Regions from separate parts of the Mus musculus genome. Here region 1 is linked to region 2. The links are chromatin loops, found by intact Hi-C in ENCODE. Cell type or tissue: gastrocnemius. All regions are shown on one strand. Links, peaks and the distances in the headings refer to the core of each region. The heading gives the core; the rest is flanking DNA. Region 1 overlaps Tsacc (TSSK6 activating co-chaperone). Region 2 holds the start of Khdc4 (KH domain containing 4, pre-mRNA splicing factor).

The links. A loop is a pair of places that touch in the nucleus more often than their neighbours do. Peaks named below come from ENCODE experiments on the same cell type or tissue, not always from the same donor. Only the 100,000 strongest peaks of a DNase experiment are listed, where the experiment ranks them.
Region 1: it touches region 2 in a loop (2.8-fold over the local background); 2 of 42 quality-filtered maps call a loop at or near these places.

The regions. Positions count from the first base shown.
Region 1 is chr3:88,289,266-88,294,637 of GRCm38, reverse strand. All of the region lies in intron 2 of Tsacc (TSSK6 activating co-chaperone), which reads left to right. Among named protein-coding and RNA genes, the nearest start is that of Tsacc, 5.0 kb to the left of the region's middle. In gastrocnemius, for the core only: a CTCF peak has its summit at 2,458 (motif pointing right); a DNase peak (open chromatin) is centred at 2,476.
Region 2 is chr3:88,682,048-88,687,419 of GRCm38, reverse strand. Khdc4 (KH domain containing 4, pre-mRNA splicing factor) reads right to left here and starts at 1,633. Exons shown (of 14, transcript NM_028814.4): 1 at 1,533-1,633; 2 at 854-1,076. The coding sequence starts at 1,570. In gastrocnemius, for the core only: CTCF peaks have their summits at 2,563 and 2,765 (motif pointing left); DNase peaks (open chromatin) are centred at 540, 1,061 and 1,649; H3K4me3 peaks cover 2,612 bases; H3K27ac peaks cover 2,973 bases.

The DNA of each region.
Region 1 (5,372 bases), core at 116-5,115, 390 kb after region 2:
AGTTGTGGAATCCTGACCAAATTTTATTAACATGGGATTCCTCAAGTACAATGCTGCTAATACTGGCTACCTAGGACCATTGAAAAGGATATGTCGGGGCACTGCAGAGGTGGCTCGGTGGGTAAAGTCCTTGCTATGCATACCTGAGGATCTGAGTGTGGCTCCTCTAAATCATATAAAAGGCCAGATATGAGCCGGGCGTGGTGGCGCATGCCTTTAATCTCAGCACTCAGGAGACAGAGGCAGGCAGATTTCTGAGTTCGAGGCCAGCCTGGTCTACAGAGTGAGTTCCAGGACAGCCAGGGCTATACAGAGAAACCCTGTCTCGAAAAACAAAAAAAACCAAACAAACAAAAAAAAAAAAGCCAGATATGGTGGCATATGTCTGTATCCCAGTACTTATGGAGGCAGGGACATAGAGTAAACAGGTAGATCCCTGATGGCTATTGATGAGACAGTCTAGCTGAAATGATAAGTTCCAGGTTTGGTGAGAGACCCTTACTCAGCAAAATAAAGCAAGGCTGGGTGTGGTGAGTTCCAGAACATCAGGGGCTACAGAGAAAACCTGAACCAACCCCTCCAATAAAACAAAAAAGAAAAAAATAAAGTGGAAGGGACAGGAGAGATGGTTAAGAGCACTGGCTACTCTTCCAGAGGACACAGGTTCAATTCCTAGCACCCCTACATGGCAGCTCACAGCTTTCTATAACTCCAGTTTCAGAGGCTCTGAATGCTGATACCCTCTTCTGGTCTCGGAGAGCACCATACACATGAAACTAAATAAATGGAGAGCAATTGAGGAAGATACCTGATGTAGACCTCTGGTTTCCACATACATGCACATACACAAGCACACACAGAAGAAACATGTATGTGTACGTATGTATGATACATACACATGTATCAGAAGCTGAACATGGTGATCTTCACCTGTAAACCTAGGCCTCAGAGTCTGAATATTGCTGCAAATTCCAGAGCAGCCTGAGTTACACAGACCCTGTCTAAAAAAAATATGTATGTGTGTAGTTTCATACGTGTAGTACCAGCACTTAAGAAGCAGAGGCAAGAGGATAGTCATAGAATCAAAGACAGCCTGGGATACCAGGCTGACGTGAGGTCAGGCCAGCCAGGACTGCCTCTCTAGACCCTGTGTCAGAGAGCTGGCTCAAGAGTTAAGAGCAAGGGCTGGTGAGATGGCTCAATGGGTAAGAGCACCCGACTGCTCTTCCAAAGGTCCGGAGTTCAAATCCCAGCAACCACATGGTGGCTCACAACCATCTGTAACGAAATCTGACTCCCTCTGGAGTGTCTGAAGTGTACTTACATATAAATAAATAAAAATCTTAAAAATCTTAAAAAAAAAAAAAGTTAACTATGATATTTTAGCCGGGCGTGGTGGCGCACGCCTTTAATCCCAGCACTTGGGAGGCAGAGGCAGGCGGATTTCTGAGTTCGAGGCCAGCCTGGTCTACAAAGTGAGTTCCAGGACAGCCAGGGCTATACAGAGAAACCCTGTCTCGAAAAACAAAAAAAACAAACAAACAAACAAAAAAAAACAAAAAAAACAAAAAGAGTTAAGAGCACTGACAGCTCTTCCAGAGCTGTCATTCACTTCCCAGCACCCACATGACAGCCCAAAGTGGACTGTAACTGCACTTCCAGAAGAGTCCAGTGCTTCCTTCTGGCCTCTAAAGGCACCAGGCATGATGTAGTACAGATATATACACGCAGGCAAAACACTCAAATATAAAATAATAATAATAGTAGTAAAAGAGAGAGAGGGCCCAGGCAGTGATGCCCATGCCTTTAATCCCAGGTGTTGGGAGACAGAGGTGAGTTTGAGGCCAGCCTGATGTACAGAGTAAGTTCGAGGACCACCAGGAGTACAACAGAGAAACCCTGTCTTGAGAAACAAACAAAAAGAGCAGCTGACAGGGATCAGAGAACAGACCTCCACTTTATAAGATCAGTGACGTGTAGACAGTGCGCAGCCTCACATGCATGTGTGAAATGGACATTACAGGCCATTTCTTCTGTGATCTCTGAAGACAGACTACAATAAAGCATCTTACTTGGCAGGGGTGCGGTACACACCTGTAATCCCAGCACTTGGGAAGTGGAGACAGGAGGGCCAAAGCTACATGAGACCCTGTCTCAAAGTGGGAAAAGTTCCTGCTACACTTGTCACACCTCTGTCCCCAGGCTTGTTTTATTGGTTTTTTTTTTTGTTTGTTTTTGTTTTTAGATTTATTTATTTATTGGGGGTGGGGGTTGCATTGAGACAGGGTTTCCCTGGCTGTCCTGGTACACACTCTGTAGACCAGGCTGGCCTCAAACTCAGAAATCCATCTGCCTCTGCCTCCCAACTGCTGGGATTAAAGGCGTGCGCCACCAGTGCCCGGCAGATTTATTTATTTATTATGCATACAGGACTCTGCATGCATGAATGTCTGCAGGCCAGAAGGGGGCACCAGATCTCATTATAGATGGTTATGAGCCACCGTGTGGTGGTTGGGAATTGAACTCTGGAAGACTAGTCAGTGCATTTAACCTCTGAGTCATGTCTCCAGCCACCCCCACCCCAGCCTTGTTTTATATCAAAAGACTCTTCTTTATCATTTGACCCTGTCTGAGGTAATTCCTCAAGACATTTTCCCCAGTTCCATTGTCACATAGGCACTTGGGTATCTTTTACCTGTATAAATGAATGAATGAACTTTTCTGTCTTTTCCCCTCTCAGTGCTGGGGATCAAACCCAGGGTCTTACACAAGTTAGATAAATGCTCTACCACTGAACTAAACCCCTAGCCCCATCCTTACTTGATCTTTTAAAAAATATTATTTATTTGTTGTGCATACTCCAGAGCTAGTGAGGAGGTGCACGGTGTGTGTGTGTGTGTGTGTGTGTGTGTGCGCGCGCGCGCGCCCGCTTGCTGGAGCTGGTTCTCTTCTATCAGGTGGGCTTGGGAATTGAACTCAAGTCCTCAGACTTGGCTGCAGTTGCATTTACCCCCTGAGACATCTTGCCAGCCTCCCCCCCCCCCCCATTTTTTCTTTCCAGAGAGGGTCTCATTCTGTAGCACTGGCTTTGCTAGTCCCTTTCCTGATCATGCTGAGCCGAGGTTGCTTTCTCTTCCTCTTCCTTCCACAGCCTCATAGCCTTGAACTCACAATGTAGCCAAGGACTCAAGGAACTCTGATCTTCCTGCTTCCACCTCCCAAATTCTGGCATTACATGCATATACCACTTTACATGTGTGTTCTGGGGACCAAGCCCATGTCATGGTGCATCATGACCAGTGAGCTGCATCGGGCCCCTACCTCCATCTCTCTTGTCTTTTTTGGTTACACTGTTTCATGGTCCCAGCTTTTCCACTTGCCGTTCATTGCTCTTCTGTCAGCTCCGTCGCTTCTTTTCATCCTTCAGGTGCCAGAGCAGTTACTCACGGGCCAAACTCTCTCTCTCTCTCTCTCTCTCTCTCTCTCTCTCTCTCTCTCTCTCTCTCTCTCTCTCTCTCTCTGCAATAGGAAGCTAACTTTTTTCTTTCACTTTTTTTGGGGGGGCATAAGGGGCGGGGACAGAATGTACAAGACAGGATTTGTCTCGTCCGCTCTCGACCAGCAAGAACAACACGACCACCAGTCCTTCTAACAGCAGTTTATTCAGCAAACTTCCGTCTTCATCTCTCTCGCTTCAACTTTTTCTCTCTCTTTATCTCTCTCTCTAACCCAGGCCTCTCACTCTTATATACTCTCAGCCCTCATCCACTCACAGCAGGCCACGTCACCTCACCAGGCACGCAGCTTCAGCTAATCAGGGCAGCAGGGGCATGTCTCCACCAAAATGGATTCGCCAGTATCCTGGTGCAGCTGCGCAGCTCTCACGATGGTTGTGGCTTATTTTCAGGTGTATGAGGAAGTCAGGTGCAAGTCATAAGACTTAGCTGCAGTCCCTGGCACCTTCTTGGGACTGCTGCCACACCCGCTCCTCACAAGGACATATCTGTGTAGCCCTGGCTGTCCTGGAACTCACTATGTAGACAAGACTGGCCTTGAACTCACAAAGATCTGCCTGCCTCTGCCTCCAAGTGCTGGAATTGAAGGCTGCGCCACCACTGTCCAGCTTTTATTTTTGTAGCTTTCTATTCCCTTTCTGAGGCTGAACCTGCCACCCAAACTTAGGCCACTTCTTGTTCTCTGGTTTGATCTCCTACTTTCACCTTAGAACCTGTTAGTTCATCTAAAATGTGATTATGATGAGCTGACAGAGTCCCACCGCACACTGTCTTGAGTACACATGGGAACTTAGGGGCTTGTGCAGCTGGTTCAGAGAGCTAAGGGCTGTGGAGTCCAGAGCATCTGGGCTGGAACTGAGAGTTCTGACTGTTGGAATCTGTCCATCTGTCTATCTGTCCTCGTCTTGCTTGTCCCCAGTTTTTATGATATGCTGGCCAAATTCAGTAGCTCCCATTGGGCTCAACTTTATGTCCCTCCCAGCACAGCCAACCAAAGGAAGTTAGTTTTGTCTTTGTGGGTTTTGCCTTTGGTTGTTTATTGAGACAGTCTTGATCTGTAGCCCAGGTTAGCCTGGACCTTGCAGATCCTCTAGTGCAGTCGGCTTCCCAAGTGTTAGGATTGTAGGTAGGCATGCTACTGTGTTTAGCGAAGAAAGCTTTGACACACATCATTGTTGGTTTGCTGATCCTGCGACTTGACTGGCTCACCCTACTGTCCATGTGCTTCCCCAGCGGGCCAGCACAGTTGCAGAGGGTAAGATGTCAGCATTGGCCTGTCCTGGGTCACGCCCTGCTTATTTGTAGTGGTGAGAAGCCTGAGTGCTGTCTCTGCAGTCCAACTGGGGTCGGGGAAAGAATAATTTCCCAGAGGACAATTACTCAGTAGATAAGAACAGTTGTCTGAACCAGGCATGGTGGCACACACCTTTAATCCCAGCACTTGGAAGGCAGAGGCAGGCGGATTTCTGAGTTTGAGGCCAGCCTGATCTACAGAGTGAGGTCCAGGACAGCCAGGGCTATACAGAGAAACCCTGTCTCGAAAAACCAAAAAAAAAAAAAAAGAAGAAGAACATATGTCTGGGAAGAGCTCACCAGCTTCTCAAAATCAGGTTTTCCTTCTGATTTGGCTTTTTGTCAAAAGTAATATAGTTAACAATTTTAGAATCTCTTCTAAGGCCAGGTGTGACTCATCCTTAGAATCCCCAAACTTGAGAGGTGTCTGGATTGTCTTAAGTTTAAAGTTACCATGGGTTATATAGAAAGTACTAAGCCAGCCTTAGTTATATAGCAAGACTCTGTCCCAGAAAGGAAAGGAAAGGAAAAGGAAAGAAGAGAAGAAAAGAACCCCCCAAAACA
Region 2 (5,372 bases), core at 51-5,050:
AGCGGCAAACAGAGACCCGGACTCGGGACTCAAACAAGGTGGAAGGTGAAGACTGATACCAAGGCTATCCTCCGACCTCCCACATTCACCACGGCTATGTCATTTCCTGATGACAAACACTGTGTGTGTCATACCAACACACTCACTGAGGGTCAACAAGATGCTCAGAGCATAAAGGTACTTACTGCCAAGCAAGATGACCTTAGTTCAATCCCTCACATTGCCAAGCCCCAAATCCTATGACACTTGAGAGACATACATACAAATGAGTATTTTTAAAACACTGACTTGATATACCAGAACTTCATGGATCAAAAACATATTGCCTCAAATATCCATAAAAAAAAACTGAGTTTAAGTTTCTAAGCACAAAAACTAGTCCATAAAAGTAACAAGACCAGCCAGGTGGTGGCTGCGCATGTCCTTATCCTACGTAGATGGCAGAGACGGATATCTCCCCATTAGTTCGAGGCTAAACCACGGTTCCAGGACAGCCAAGACTACGTGGACTTGTCTCGAAAAACAAAACAAGGGAACTACATCAATTAAAACTGCCTGACTTCAGGATGCAATGATGGGGCACAGCACTTGGGGGGTCAGAGGCAAGAGGCATCTCTGCAAGCAGGCCAGCCTGGTCTAAATATACAGAGTCTCTGCCTGAAACAAAAAAACCAAAGCCCATTCATTGCCTTGCAGGAACAATTTAACAAGGTATCATCTAAATACTCCCAAACGTGATCTTCACTCTAACCGGTTTCATCTTCATTAACCCCAATGACCAAGCAACTGAAAGGTGAAGAAAGGGGAGGAAAAAGAAAATCCCGAAGCGCAGAGCGTCTAGCGCTCGCAATACCTTCTCGGCCGCATTCTGAGATGGTTTCAGCTTCCCTTTGGCCATGAGCATAGCATTGATCTTGGCAGCCACGGCAGCGGCGGCATCCAAGGCTCCTGAAGGAGCGGCGGCGGTGGTGGCGCCCCCGGGGCTCGCCCCGCTGCCAGCGACTTCTCCACCTGGGGCCGTTGGCGGCAGGAAGAGAAGCGGAGCTGGCGCTGGCTGATCCCATTTGCTGCGGCGCCTACAGGTAGGAAAAGGGAAATCCTGAGGCCCACGGCCTTCCTTTGTGTAGTCTCCCCCTTCGTACACTCCATCCCGCGTCGCCTGCCATGGTCCCGAGACGTGCCCGAGATTCCTATCTAAAGCTCAGTCCCACTCCCCTTATTCCGATCCCCTTACGAAACATTTCCTTTCCAGTCACTTCCATCCGGAGACTCGGCTCGGCCGGGAACGCTCTGCGTTCGCCTTCTCCTTGGCTCGTCCTTCTAAAAGGCTCCGAGTTCCCTCCCTTCCCTCTCGCACCGCGGCCGGCCTCTTTCCGGGCGCCCGAGGCCAGCTCAACATTCTCTCCAGAACCCCGGCCTCGGCATCCGGACGCGTCCTACTAGACGGCCCGTCCGGCCCACACGCAGCCTCGCCGGTCTCCCTGCCCCGGGCCCGTGCTCGCTGCCCCCAGCCTGGCCCGCGAAGCCCTTACCCGCCAGCGGCAGGATGTGTCGCGCTCCCTGCGGACATGGCGGCCTGCTCCAGTCAACCACCCGCCAACTACCCACCACCGCCCTCCCGCCACTTCCGCCCAACGCGCTGACGCACGGCCTTTTCCGGCCGTGAGGTAAGGCGGGTCCGGTGAGGACTCTTGATTCCGATTGGACCCTCGGTGATTTAAAGCGTCTGGCGTCTCAGTGACAGGAGTGCCTGCCTGTCGACTCTCCGGCTTGCTCTCTTGCCCTTAATAAAAATGGTTGTTGGGCCTGGTTTAAAAGCGAGTTGCGGGCTAGGAGAATCCATTTTTATTGTGGGCAAGCGAGTTGCCTGGAAGACAAGTCAGAAAATGAAGCCGACTTTCTCCGCGTTCTCTTTGCTCACGTGGAGTCCCAGCCTGTAGCGGAGGAGAACCCTGCCGGCGACTTCAGCGCACTTCTCGATTCAGCTTATGAAAAAAGGAAATGATTCTTTCCAAAGTCATTTGCACAACTTCCTTTTCTTTCTTTCTCTTTTTGTTTTGTTTTGGGTCCCCCACCCACCCACCCTTAGGGATAGGAAGCTCCAGTCAGCCCGCTGCATGGGGGGGGGGGGGCTGTTCTGGTGGCCATGAGCAAAAACATTGGTTTTGGCAAACTCGTAAGCACTTGGACAACTTGTTATAAAACAAGTAAAGTTGGAGAAAAACTGCTCAGCGAGGTGGAGCTTTTAAAAAAAACGAAGCCAGGGACTGAGAGATAGCCCTGCAGACGAAGGTGCTAGTAGACAAACAACGATGTAAGTTAGATCCCTGGAGCACACAAGGAAAGTTGCTCTCTGATCTAAGAACTGTCATAATGGAGATTAAAAATCAAAAGTTATGAAATCCCCTTCTCTGAGGGCTGTGTGTTTACACTTGACTGCCTCTTCAATATACTGAAAAGCTTTGAATTCTAAGGAGTTTTGGGTGAATCTGAAAAACAGATCCTTAACGTTTATGCAAGTATTCTTCCAACAGAAAGCAAACAAACCCAGAATGCTAGCTTATAGAAATACTTACATTCCGACATAATTCATAGAATAAAATTCACTTGGGGCTGGTGAGATGGCTCAGTGGGTAAGAGCACCCGACTGCTCTTCCGAAGGTCCAGAGTTCAAATCCCAGCAACCACATGGTGGCTCATAACCATCCGTAACAAGATCTGGCGCCCTCTTCTGGAGTGTCTGAAGACAGCTACAGTGTACTTACATATAATAATAAATAAATCTTTAAAAAAAAAAAAATTCACTTAAAAGCTAAATAATAGAGAGTTTGGGCACATAATAAATAAATATACATTTGTGGTAGGGATGAAGACACTGCTCTGTGGTGTCAACCACACTAGTGTGAGAGGTGCTCCCTTGATCTTTTAGGGCTAGACTCCAAAGAGTCTTTGGCTTTTTTGACTTGGGAAAGAATTGCAGGACGAACCAGTGTGGAGCAGAGTTAAGTCCAAAGTTCAGTTGCCAACACCACACAAAGTAAATAAGTCTTGAGGAAACAGACTTGCCTGAAGAACACCAGGCTTGAATAGTTGAGTCATGTGCTCGACTAAAATCAGCATGGCAAAGCAACTTTGATTCTACATTCTTTCTTTCCTTCCTTTGCCTCTCTCTCTCCTCTCCTCCCCTCTTCCTCCTCCCCCTCCTCTTTTCTTCTCTCTCTCCTCCCCTCTTTCTCTTCCTCCTCCTCCTCCTCTTCTCCCTCTCTGTCTCTCTGTCTTTCTCTCTCTCTCTAAGAGGTCTTGCTGATACTATGTGAAAGGACGTGAACCTACAACCACCACTGTAAACCTAAGTATCTTTTATTCACCTGATATACTTGTCATCTCTGAGACATACTGCCTCGATCTGCTAACCTAGGCCTGGTCCTGAAAACTTTTAGCCTCTGTACAATCTTATCTAGGCCTAGCATGATTTCAGCCTCTGAGACTTACTGTTGAATAAGTGTTCCCTTTCTAGTTCTTTCTGAACTCTGGCTACCTGGTTCAACTTGGCTGGCTGGCTGGCTTAAAACTTCTCTCCTAGTTGACTGATTTCTTTCTACTTCTTTGTGAATTGCTCTGATAGGCTTTAAACTAACCCTGGCAATCTATTCTAATCTTCTGGCTTCTTCTCATTATCTATTTTGGTTGTCTTTACCAGGGTCTATCTTGTTCTCTCTTCAACCTGACTATGTAAAACTCTCCTGGTAAAACTGCCTCTGAATTCCATGAACTGATTGAATGGAACTGAACTAGAATTCTGAGATCAGAATGCTTCTGCCTCCTGAGTTCTGGGCTTAAAGCTTTTCCTTAATGGACCTAAGTTTTTCTTTACCTCAACTTGCTCTATATGTGGATGTCCTTGAACTCAGAGATCTGCTTGCGTCTGTCTCCTAGGATTAAAGGTGTGTCTGTATTACAGCTGGACCACACAGACCTAGAAGGTACTCTAGGCAATCTCTTGTCAGAGTAGCCATGTGCTGAATTAAAATTCCTCTACAGGCCACTTTACTAAACCAGTTTAGTTCCTAACACCAATAAAATACCTATCCTATCACCCAGAGTGTAGTCCTCACCCCAAATCAAGGAAACTCTTTTTTTTTTTTAAAGATTTATTTATTTATTATATGTAAGTACACTGTAGCTGTCTTCAGACACACCAGAAGAGGGAATCAGATCTTGTTACAGATGGTTGTGAGCCACCATGTGGTTGCTGGGATTTGAACTAAGGACCTTTGGAAGAGCAGTCGGGTGCTCTTACCTGCTGAGCCATCTCACCAGCCCCCAAGGAAACTCTTTTTAACTCTTCTTTTGTTGTTGTTGTTTTTGTTTTTGTTTTTGTTTTTTCGAGACAGGGTTTCTCTGTGTAGTCCTGGCTGCCTGGAACTCGCTCTGTAGACCAGGCTGGCCTCGAACTCAGAAATCCACCCGCCTCTGCCTCCCGAGTGTTGGGATTAAAGGCATGCGCCACCATACCCGGCAAGGAAACTCTTTGAAATAGAGATGATAACAGAACACCACAATCAATCAAAATTAAGAGTTAGGAAGCTGGGCTGGTGAGATGGCTCAGTGGGTAAGAGCACCCGGCTGCTCTTCCAAAGGTCCCGAGTTCAAATCCCAGCAACCACATGGTGGCTCACAACCATCCGTAATGAGATCTGACTCCCTCTTCTGGAGTGTCTGAAGACAGACAGCTACAGTGTACTAACATATAACCAATAAATCTTTAAAAAAAAAAAAAAAAAAAAGAGTTAAGAAGCCCAGACTGGATATATCTACAAGATAGATAGATATTCACATCGGGCCTGGTGAGATGGCTCAGTGGGTAAGAGCACCCGACTGCTCTTCCGAAGGTCCAGAGTTCAAATCCCAGCAACCACATGGTGGTTCACAACCATCTGTAACAAGATCAGCCACTCCCTCTTCTGGAGTGGCTGAAGACAGCTACAGTGTACTTACATATAATAAATAAATAAATCTTAAAAAAATTAAAAAAAAAAGATATTCCCAAAGAGAGGGTAGGGAGTTTGCTATGACATTGTGTCTCCTGGGAATGTCAGAAGCTACACCCAGAAATTCTCACCAACAGCTGAACAAGAACAACACAACTTCATATGTCAGTTGCCTGTCTTAAAATTGGCTTTACCAGCACTCGGCAGGTGGATTTCTGAGTTTTTTAGAGAAACCCTGTCTCTAAAAAACCAAACAAACAAAAAACAAAAACAAAAAAACAATGCCCAGCTACTGTTGTTGCTTTGTAACCAGATGTCTCTAACCAAGCTGGTCTCAAACTTCTAGCTCCATAAACTGAAGTGCACTACTTCTTTTGTTGT